Linked DNA regions of Homo sapiens: region 2 is linked to region 1. Evidence: chromatin contacts called from ENCODE Hi-C data. All regions are on one chromosome and are shown on one strand. Each heading gives the region's core, a stretch centred on a gene start or an enhancer-like site at or near the end of the contact. The rest is flanking DNA. Distances are from core to core; before and after follow the strand shown.

Region 1 (5,355 bases), core at 1,491-3,990:
GCGTTTGGTGTCTGTCCTGATTGTCTCTCCTGGGGGTGACATGGGCAGGATCTCAGCGGGAGGTGAGGCTGGGGCCAGGCACTTCTTCTCCCTGTAAAACACTGCTCAGGGAGAGCAGCTTTGCTGACCTTGAGCTGGGACCCCCCCTTTCAGAGTCTCCCAGTGATAATCCCCATGGGGACAATTGGATGGCCGACCCTCTCTAGCCTTTAGGCTGGGGGGAGAAGAAACCTGAATTTGGGGTTTTTGTCTCTTTCCCAGAAGAGGGGTAGGAAAGAATCAGTAACAGCAATAGCCTGAGCTGGAAACATGCTCAGGGGCCAGTGCGTCCCAGCTTTGAGTATAGAGCTTCATTCTGAGCACTTCCCACATAAAACACAATTGGGGTGCCCCAAGGAGGGGCAGACACCAACATTTCAGGCCAGAATTCCAGACACTTGACTCCTAGGAGAGCTTTGGGTAAGCTGTCTCTTCCTCCCTAGCCTTGGTTTCCTCACCTGTAAATAAGTGGCCTGAAGCCACTGAGGGCCTTTTAGTGCCAGCAGTGAATCCTGTGACTGTGTTCCTCCTATCTCCCTGTATCCCAGGGCCACACCACCTGAAGCATTTTTCCCCTGCCTGGCCACATACCTGCCCCCGGAGGCCTTGTTACTAAGAAGGGCTCATGGAGCTGGAGGAGGTCAGGGGAGCAGTGGGAACAGCCAGAGGCACAGTGGCAGCCTTTGAAGATAAGATTCCTAAGTCTGGGAAATACAGAGGTGTGGCTGTAATAGGAACAGGACACAGACCCTCTCACCATCACAGGGAAACTCAAGGGTCTCCCTTGGGGAGGTCACTACAGAAAAAATGAGAAGAAGCACTTGTACTTCTGTACAGGGTGGGTGTGAACTCATCACCGGCCCAGAGGTGTAGGTAGGCCAACAGTGGACACGGATGCTAGAAAGGTACTATGACATCAGAGTGAGCATGACTGAGTCTGGTTAACGATGGCCAAAACTGTCCCATTCCCACCATCCAATAGCACACCTCTTAGGCCTGGGAGACCCTGGGCAGACTCAGGAGGACGTGTGCTGTGCTGAGCCTGAAGAAGGTGGCAAAGAGCAGGTGTGTGCACGTAGGTCCCTCAGCACCCATGGGACATGTTCCTGGACTGCAAGCCTCATCTTCCTTTAGTACAGTCACTCTAGGCCTCTGAACCATTGCTTCCTTGGCAGGAAGTACCAAATCACAGAGAAGCCTCAAATCATTTTCTTCGGGTTTAGGGAAAGTCACTGATTTTCATTTTCCTATAACATGATGACAATAAGGGCTGGGTTCACATCCCAGCTTTGTCACAGACTAGTTGTGTAACCTTGAATGGGTTTCTTACTCTCTCCAAGCCTCAGTTTCCTCACTGGTAAGATGAGGATGGTAATAATGATTGGGTTGGATTGCTGGGGATTAAATGAGATAATGTAGTAAAGGGCATAATACAACCCTGGCCCTCAATAAGTGCTCATAATGTTGGCTATGGTTCAATTGGACTTTGCTTGGGATAATAGTGAAAGGAATTTTAATTTCAGTTTGATTCATCAGGTGTGCACTAATATTATAGGTCTAGCCCTGTCTGAAACTCTAGGGAGATACAGTCAAGTGTAGATCAGTGACATACCATATTCATGGACTAGAATACTCAGTATTGGTATGATGTCACTTCTTCCTAAATTGGTCTCTAGAGTCAACAGTCTCAAATCAAGATGCCATTAAGCCTTTTGGGCAGAAATTGGCAAGCTGATTCTAAAATATATATGGAAACTCAAACCTACAATATCCAAAGGAATCTTGAAAAAAGAACAAAATTAGAAGTATAAATTAAGGGCTTTGTTTTTTTGCTCTCAGGAACCTTAAGACTAGTGGGGAAGACTAATAAGAGACCCCATGCTGCTTCCTAGGAATGTAGGGTACTGGTGAAGAGTATAGATGCTAGAGCCTGGCCCCTGGCTTTGAATGCTGGCTTTGCCACCTGCTACCTCATGACCTTGGGCAGGGTACTTTTCCCCTCTCTATGTCCTAGGTGTCTCATCTATAAAATGGGATGATCACAGCTTCATTGCCATGGGGCCATTGTGAAGATGAAAGGAGCTAACCCATGTTAGCCTAAGGCTGCCTACTAGGTGTTGGGGAAGGGATGGAAGTAGAATGAGGACAGAGGTTCCGCCCCCAGTACCGTATGTCCTTTGGAGAAGGAAAGCCTAGAAGCTGAACCACCTTTCCAAAAAGGGAAATTCTGGAATAAGGATCTCAGGCTCTGTGAGTACAGCCACCTCCTTTTCTAAGACCCAGACTGGGGAAATAGCTCATCCAGGGTCACTTGGCTGAAGGTTAAATACAGAGGAAGTGTCCAACAGGCAGGGAGTGTGAGCAAAGGTCCATGGCAAGGAGTTACAGCGGTGCTTCTTGGGCCATGGGAGAAGGCTGTTTCTGGAGTGCCGAGTTCGAGGGGGCATGGGGCTAAGGGACAGCCAGCAGGCATGAGTCACCAAGGGGCAGGCTGCCAAATCCAACAGGACGCCCCATGGAGCCCTTTGGCCTGGGCCCAGCTCAGCAGCCCCCTCCCCATCCCCCGGACACACGTACCCCACCAGGCCTGGAGACATTTCCTGAAAGACTAAGAAAGCACTGGGAGCTGGACGGGCGGCCTCAACGGCCAGAGGCTTGAGGCCAGGTCTCTCATGGAGGAGCAGACGAAGGGAGGACGTGACCGGCAGCCTTCATTCTCACAGGCCAGGGATTTCAGAGGAACGCGGCCAAGTCTAGCTCTGAAGTTCCCACTTCAGACCCCGCCCGGCTGGAGCCACGGGCGCCTGCAGTCGCCACCCTGGAAATCAGAGAGGCACGTCATAGGCCACCTCGTGCTGGGGAACACGTCCTCCTGGGGCCTCTGTCAGCTGGCTCACCTGCTGGGGTTCCCGGATAGCCCTTCTCCTTCTGCTGGGCCATGGACCCTCCTCTAGCCAGCTTCCCCCAATCCCTGCTCTCCCTCAGCCCCCAAACCTGTCCACCTTCTCACTCCATCTTCTCAGGAGAGTCCTGGCACCCAGAACAGACCTCCTAGGAATGTCATGTCTCTGTCTTTGAGGTCATGAGCAGACCTGGGGCAGGAAGGGGAGGCCCTGTACAAGCCCTACACTGTGGCTCAGGCCCAGAGAGGGGTTGACACCAGGCCAAAGGAGGGACACATGTCCACAGATAGCTCCCAGGCCTCCTGCATGCTGGCTGGTCAGACCATGAGAGCCACACTGGACAGGTGAGGAAACTGAGGCCCAAGAGGAAATGTGATTTGCCCAAGGCCCTATAGCAAGATAGAGGCAGAGCAGAATGGAAGACCTAAGGCTCCCAAGCCCTGAGCCCCAAGCTCTTTTAAGTCATTTTCATGGTTTCACTTCATTTTCTTTTTTCATTTCCTTCCTTCTTTAAGAGAAAGGCAGGCTCTGGATAGACAGGCAGGGACACAGGCAGGGCTACCAGAAACTCAGAGGAAAGAAGAGAGTGGCCCAGGGTTGGGCAGCCTCTACCCCCAGCCCCCAAGCTGAGTGGAAGCCCCTCCCTCCCACCCAGCCTCAGCCTGGCCCTGGGGGCTCCCCTTAGTGGGAGCTACCAGTTTGTGGACACAGGAATGTGCCTGTGGCTTGCCCAGAGACCCTGAGGGCCAGCACCTCAATCACAGCATCTCCTTGCCCCAAGCAGCCTGCCCCGTCTCAACCGTAGCTTTTATCACCTTCCTCCATGCCTCTCTAGTGAGTGTCTTCCCTGAGTCAGCAGAACCTGTTCATAGTCATCCCTTCTCCCAGATTAATCTCTCTCTCTCTGTAGCCTTCCCTGATCACCCAGGCTGCTGGAGTCTATCTGTGCCCTCACTGGGCACTCAGCTTTTGCCACCTGGTGTTCTTAGTGTCATCTCTTGGGTCTGTTCCTGTCTCTCTAACCAAACTTTAGGCAACTTTGTTCATTCAACACTCCATGAATTCAAGGCCTACCACGTGCCAGGCCCTGGGCTATGGTGGGATTCAGCAGCAAACAGACAGACTCAGCAACCTGCCCTCATGGAGCTTACATTCTAGCGAGGAGGGGATGATAAGCATCAAAGCAACAGATCTGCAAATAAGTAAATTTCCAAAAGGCTGTGGAGAAGGAAGCAGGGCATGTTGGGGGACAATTTTAAATAGGGTGATTGGAAAAGAGCTCACCCAGGTGACCCTTGGATAGGCTTGAAGGAGTGAGCCGTGCAGACCTGGGGAGCATCCTGGTCAAAGAGAAAGAGCAGTGAAAGGCCCAGAGGCAGGAGTGTGCCTGCCCCATGGGAGAACTGCAAGAAGTCCAGGTCAGGGGGGTGGGTGGGAGCCATGGGAAGGCATCAGGTCAGCGGGATGCTGGGATCTATAGGCTCACAAGGACGAGATTAGCTCTGAGAGGGGTGGGATGCATCAGAGGGTTTCCAGCAGGGAAGGCAAGGTCTGACCTGAGTTTTAATAGCGTCACTCAGGCTGCTGGGTTGAGAGGAGTCTGAAAGGGTGGAGTAGATGCAGGGATACCAGCCTGGAGCCTTTAGGGGGACAATGAGCATAAAAGCAATGGATCCACAAATCTGTTGAGTAAATGTGGGAGAGTAAATAAGGGAGAGTCTAAGTAAGGGGTGGTGGTGAAGTGATTAGGGTGAAGGGACAGGTCAGAGTCTGGGTCTACTTTCAAGGAAGAGCTGAGAGGATCCTCTGAAGGACTGGACGTAGGTGCAAAAGAATGTTGGGGTCAAGGATAACCTAAGATCTGGGGCCTGGACAACTGGAAGAGGGGCTTACCACTAACTGAGGTGGGGAAGATGCTTCAGGAGGGTGGACCAGGAGCTCACTATTGGACATGTCATGTTGGAATTGTGCAATAGGAAGTGGCCAGGTTGAGTGGACAGTTGGAGCCCGGCATTCAGAGGGGTGATCTGGATAGAAATAAGCCTCAGGGAGCTAATTTCTATCCAGGTGGTATTTAGGTGGTGCTATTAGGTGGTATTTAAAACCATGAGACAGGATGCCATCTCCAGAGGATGAGGATCTATGGTACAAAGGCCACTTGGTGTAGAGCAGAAGCTGTGTCTCCAGTTGTCTAGAGTTATGAATGGGTGGCTGATGACGGGGCTCTGACTCCACCGCTGTCACAACAGGCCAACTGCAGGAGAGAGGCTTCAGCCTCTGCCCCCTCCCTGGGATCCCCTTGCAGGCTAGCACAAGGGAGGGCTCAGGAGAGACAAGTAATTATCCTTATAAATCAGGAGGCTCCTGCCAGGGAGAAGCAGGGAGGGGCAGGCTGCAACCCCACCCCCTCTAA
Region 2 (5,355 bases), core at 1,303-3,802, 81 kb before region 1:
CAGCTGGGAAACCCAAGGGCTGGTTCTCTCATGTGGGGAGTGCAGGAGGTGGAGGGGATACTTATACCTGGACTGATGTCTACATGGGGCCCTTTCAAAGCACATAGTAGAAGGATTTGCTGAGCAAAGAATTAAAGCAAAGTCCACTGTATGTGCTTTTAAAGGATACATTTCCCATTTACCATTCAAGGGATCTATCCTTTTTAAAAAGCAAGGAGAGGTCTTTGGTCTAAAGCCAGAATACTATCTCCCCTGGCCAGGCCACCAGAAGCAACAACTTATACTTTTTCCAGATTTCAGGAACGTATTGGTCCTTCCTGTCATTGGGTGCCACTTGTCTTGGACATGCCACCTTTTCCAGCCGCATCTTAACAGATAATGTTTTAGGGCAGCTGTTTCCTTGAGATTAACTGGTGGGGGGCACTTTTCATTTTGATTGATCTTCTCTTCTTCTCCTCCTCCTTCTTTTCCTTGTCCTCCTCTTCTTCTTCTTCTTCCTCTTTCCCTTCTCCTCCTCTTCCTTCTCCTTTCTTCCTCCTCCTCCTTCTCCTCTTCCTCATTCTCCTTTTTTTCTTCCTCTGAACACATGCCATTCCCTCTACCTGGAATACACCACCCCCAGATACTTTTTACCTTTTTAATTGAGATATAATTTACATACCATGATATTCACCCTCTCATAGTATACAGCTTAGTGGTTTTTAGGGTATTCACAAGGTTGTGCAACGATCACTACTGTCTAATTCTGGAACGTTGTTATCACCACAGAAGGAACGCAGCATCCCTTAGCAGTCATTCTTCATTCTTCCCCTTCCCAGCCCCTGGCAACCACGGATCCACTTTCCATCTCTGCAGATATGCCTATTATGGACGTTTCTTAAAAACTGAAATCATGCACTCCGTGGTCCTTTGTAACTAGCTTCTTTCCCTGAACATGATGTTTTCAAAGTTCATTCATGTTGTAGTGTGGCTCAGAACTTCCTTCCTCTTTATGGCCATATAATACTCCACTGTATATATGTACCATAATTTATTTATCCAGTCATCAGTGGACGGGCACTAGGTTGTTGCCATGTTTTGGCTCTTATGAACAATGCTGCCCAGACCACTCACATATTACCTTACCTCTCACCAATGACTTTAAAGAAGCTCTGCCAACCTGCATGAGCTGCACATCTGGTGACAGGTTTGTGACTCAGTACAGACTTTCTCCTTTCTTCTGCTGGCCTCACACTTGCCCCCTGTTAACACCCAAGTGTTCTTGTTTTGGGAGGAGTGTAGGCAGCACCCTGAGTTGTATGTGTCTCTTGGTACCAGCTACCATCTTGAGTTTGAAGAACAAGATGGCTGATTTTGAGGGGTTCTCAATGGAGCTTGTGTCAACACAGTGCCCCCCATTGCATGCAGGAGGAGGTTCCCGGTGCTGGAAGTTCTATGTAAAAGGCCCCAGGGAAGGCAGTAAGGTCCATTCACTTATCCACCTAGATGCCACATTGAGGCTGAGGCCCCAGGTGGCCTTATACATAGGACCAGCCCTCTATAGCCCTGGCCTGGATTGTTCCTGGAGAGGGAGGACCTCAGAGGGTGCAAGGCTTTGTTCTGTCACCTCTGTCACTTTGTTCCACTCATTTTTCGCCTCACTATAGTCTTCCAGCCCCAGGCCAAAAACAGCATAAAATAGAGCTTCTCCATCCTCCCCCAGCACACCACCCTGGACCACCAGGCACTGTGCAGATTCTGTCTTCCTTCCATGGCCTGAGCTTCCCATGCCCTCCCTCCCTGCAAATCACTTCCTGCTGGACTCTTTTCCAAGGCTGGGGGCTCCATGAGGACAGGTGCCTGTGCTGCCTTGTTTGTCCTGGCACACTCAGCCCTGAGCAGAGTGTCAGGATCACAGGAAAGATAACGATGATGATGATGATGATGGCATCGATGACAGTGATGATGACAATGAGGCTTACTATGTACCAAGCATTATCCTATGTTCTTTACATGTTTCGGAACTCATTTAATCCTCACAAGGATTCTAGCAGCCAGATGCTATTATCTCCATTTTACAGATATGGAAACTGAGGCACATAGAGGTTAGGTCATCTGCTCAAAGTCACACAGCCATCAAGAGGAAGAGCCAGGATCTGACATTCACAGTCTAACTCTAGAGCACAGGCCTCTAACCACTGTCATGGTTTATACACATACACTACATAGATGTGAGTTGTTCTGGGATGGATGGATGGGTGGACACAGGGGACCTAACAGTGGCTTCATGAGAAGCCCCGAGTGGCCCGGTATGCCCCATTGAGCCACACTGAGTCTTGGGACAGGGTTAGCTCCCCATGGCTGCTGCCTGTGTGCAGGTAAGGAGGCCAGGAGGTAGGTTAGAGCCCAGGGCTGGAGGCCCACACCGAGGAGGCTGGCACCCCCTGGGCTCGTGTTACACTAGGGGCTATGGCCAGTTCCCTCTGCCCGGCCTCAGAGCCGAGATCCTAGTCCCTGCCGCCGCCGGTAGGGAGCCTCGGCTTCCTGTCCATTGTCTCCTTGGGGCACACCCGGTGTGTTCCTGAAGTGACCTGGAGAGGCAGGGAGGGAGGGAAAGAGGGAAGGGGGCCAGCCCAGAGCCTAGTCAGGGTGGGAGAGGGGAAACGAGAGGGGAAGACTTGGTGTTTTTCCTTATTTGTGTTTTGTATTAAAGAAAACAAATAATATCCTTTGAGAAAACCATTAAACAAAGCACATCCTAAGGCCCCAGAGGCCTATTGTGGCTGCCTGGAGCCCGGAATTCATTCATGCTTTCTTGGCTAGATTGTTGGAGGCAAGAGAGACGGGGGTGAGAGGAAAGGATTGTTATTAAAATGTATTTTGAAATGTGTTGCTCCCTCCCTGCACTCAATCCAGTCCAGGCCAAGTGGCCATAACTCCAAGGTCCCTGTGTCCTCCTGAGTCTGTTGTTCTCCCATTACCTCTCTGGGAAGCTCCCCAAAACTGGCCAGTCCCAGCATAGCCAGGGTGGTCAGTTTCCCCCATGAGCTTGGGGGCTGAGCCCCGTGAAGGCAAAACAGTGGGACCCTCCTTTATGGAACCTGAATCCCGAGGGCTGCATGTGCCCCACCACAGGGTGTAACCCACAGGACTATGATCTCTAACTCACTGTGTGGCCACTCTGGGCCTTGGGCTCCCTGCCTGTAAGGTGGGGAGTGGGCCAGAATAGACCCCCTCTGACTGCTCTCCAGCAGCCTGGACCCTGTGGCTCCCTGTCATCCAGCGCATGCTCAGGTCGCTGCAGGTGGGTGGGAGTCACACTCAGGCTATGGCCTCTGCATCCAGGCCTATACCCAGGTGTCCCAGGTCCAAGCCAGACCACTCCCTCCCACTTGACTCCAAGCCTTGGTACCCCCTACTCCACCCCAGGCCGCTCATAATGGAATGGTAGTGCATGGTGGTGCTCTCTGCCATGTCCACACCAGAACACACTTTTCTGTTGGAGGAGGGATGGGAAGAGGTGGTAAGAGCAGAGCTGGCCATCAGCCCAGCTTGTGCAAATAGCTCTGCCTGTGATCCTGCATTTGCAGGATCTGCCCTGGGTTGCAAATAGAGGGTCTCTCTCCAACCTTGATGTAGATGTAGAAATAGTTGCTGTCATGATGACAATACGCAAAAGACTATCCTTAGAATTTTCCCCAGTTCCTCCTTTAAAGTTGAAAAAGGAGCCTGGGCAACAAAGTGAGACCCCATCTCTGCAAAAAATCAAAAAACAAGCCAGGCGTGGTGATGTGTGCCTATGATACTGGCTACACGGGAGGCTGAGGAAGGAGGATTGCTTGAGCTCAGGAGGTCAAGGCTGCAGTGAGCCGTGTTTGTACCACAGCTCTTCAGCCTGGATGACAAAACAAGACCCTGTCTCAAATAATAATAATAATGATGATAGTAATGCTGAAAAAGTAATTTAGCTAATTCCATGTTTTCCTAAATACTCCCTAGGCAATATAGGGAAAGAAGATCTTGGGTAAAAATTTCACTGGGGGTGCCTGGACTAGGTTTAGGAGACAAATTTCCTCTTCACAGGGCTTAGGGTTTTCAGGCTTCACCTCCTTGGTCCTCTAGCAGCCCAGAGAAGAAGGGTAACATTCCCATTGTGTTATGGAACTTGTGCTTAGAGAAGTAACTTGTCCTGGGATGCACAGCCAGTGAGCTGCAGAACCTGGCCCCAGCTCTGTTGCTCATTTTCTGCAAAACCTTGAACCAGCTTGTTCATCTTTCCAGATTTGAATGTCTCATCTGTAATTCAAGGACTTGGACATAATGGATTCTAAGGTCCTCATTGTCCCTACTGTTCTTTGATTCTGTAATTCCAGCATCACTGCCTGGTAGGAAGTTCATTGACTCTACTGTTTTTCCTTTTTCAGTCTGGATTTGGTGGTTAGAGTCTAGTCTCTCCAAACTCTTGATGTCTTTCTGTCTTAGATGCTGGTGTACTTAGTGCAGTCCCAGAGGTGCTTTGCTCTCTTTCAGGAGTTACTAATGATCCCCCTTCCTCCCCCCATGACACAGGGCTACCACCCGATGCCCCATGAAGTGGAGATCGCACACACCAAGAAGCTGTTCCGCAGGAGGAGAAATGATCGAAGGTAGGAGAGACTTCGTCGTGAGCTTTGGGTTTTCCTTTCCTGCTTCTGCCATCTGTAGCGACGTCAGCTTTGGCCTGCATTTCGCTTTTCCCAGTCACCAGCTGATCCTGATGAGATGGGGTTGGTGGCATCGTGGGTTGGTTACTGGCTGGGGATTCCCCAGGGGCAGAGTGGCGGCTCCACTTCTCTTGTTGGCCTAGGGATTGGCTCCCTTCAGGCGTTTGGCTGAGAGCCCACCATCACCACTGCCTCTTCCTGGGGGTCAGGCAGTGACCAGGCTTTGCAGTTCAGGAGGAAAAATGCTGTTTCCGCTGACCTCAAAGCAACAATAGTGGTCCTCAGAAAATAGGACTGGCTGGCTGTGTGTTTTGAGACATGGCCTCCAGGAGGCTCCTGGAGCTCACAAGTGCAAGAGTATCTGTTTTCCTCCTCCCTGGTCATTGGGGGTTGTCCCTCATGCGTGCTGGCTCTGCTGTCACAGGCAACACACAGATCAGCAATGGCACATGCTACTGCTCCCAAATTCCTGGGGGAACCCACTTAAACTAAGGCAGAAACCGAGATCTCCTGTGGAGCTCAGACTCCCGAGTGACAATGGGGCCAGGAAAGGGGCAATGAGGTAGCCCTGGATAAGAACATGCAGCTGAAATTGAGCATCCTGGGAATGTGTGCATTTATTTTCAAAAAGGCTTTCTTATAAGGGGAGATCTTCAAGATATATTTTAAGTGG

Evidence for each region. A loop is a pair of places that touch in the nucleus more often than their neighbours do. Pooled maps may share reads with other maps.
Region 2: a loop to region 1 is called in a pooled map, with 2.6 times the contacts of the local background. The contact joins two enhancer-like sites. A Hi-C loop is called at or near these places in 6 of 168 maps with a recorded cell type or tissue (IMR-90, cardiac septum, endothelial cell of hepatic sinusoid and 2 more) and 11 of 50 pooled maps.

Annotation. Positions count from the first base shown.
Region 1 is chr18:48,787,936-48,793,290 of GRCh38, forward strand. All of the region lies in intron 9 of CTIF (cap binding complex dependent translation initiation factor), which reads left to right. Among named protein-coding and RNA genes, the nearest start is that of CTIF-AS1, 51 kb to the right of the region's middle. Within about 2 kb of position 2,741, at least 23 of the 41 ENCODE cell types and tissues checked have a DNase peak (open chromatin) inside an H3K27ac peak, as active enhancers do; they include heart left ventricle and left ventricle myocardium inferior, where a contact is called at or near this core.
Region 2 is chr18:48,707,071-48,712,425 of GRCh38, forward strand. It overlaps CTIF (cap binding complex dependent translation initiation factor), which reads left to right. Exons shown (of 12, transcript NM_014772.3): 7 at 4,549-4,625. Among named protein-coding and RNA genes, the nearest start is that of MIR4743, 39 kb to the left of the region's middle. Within about 2 kb of position 2,553, at least 4 of the 41 ENCODE cell types and tissues checked have a DNase peak (open chromatin) inside an H3K27ac peak, as active enhancers do; they include heart left ventricle and left ventricle myocardium inferior, where a contact is called at or near this core.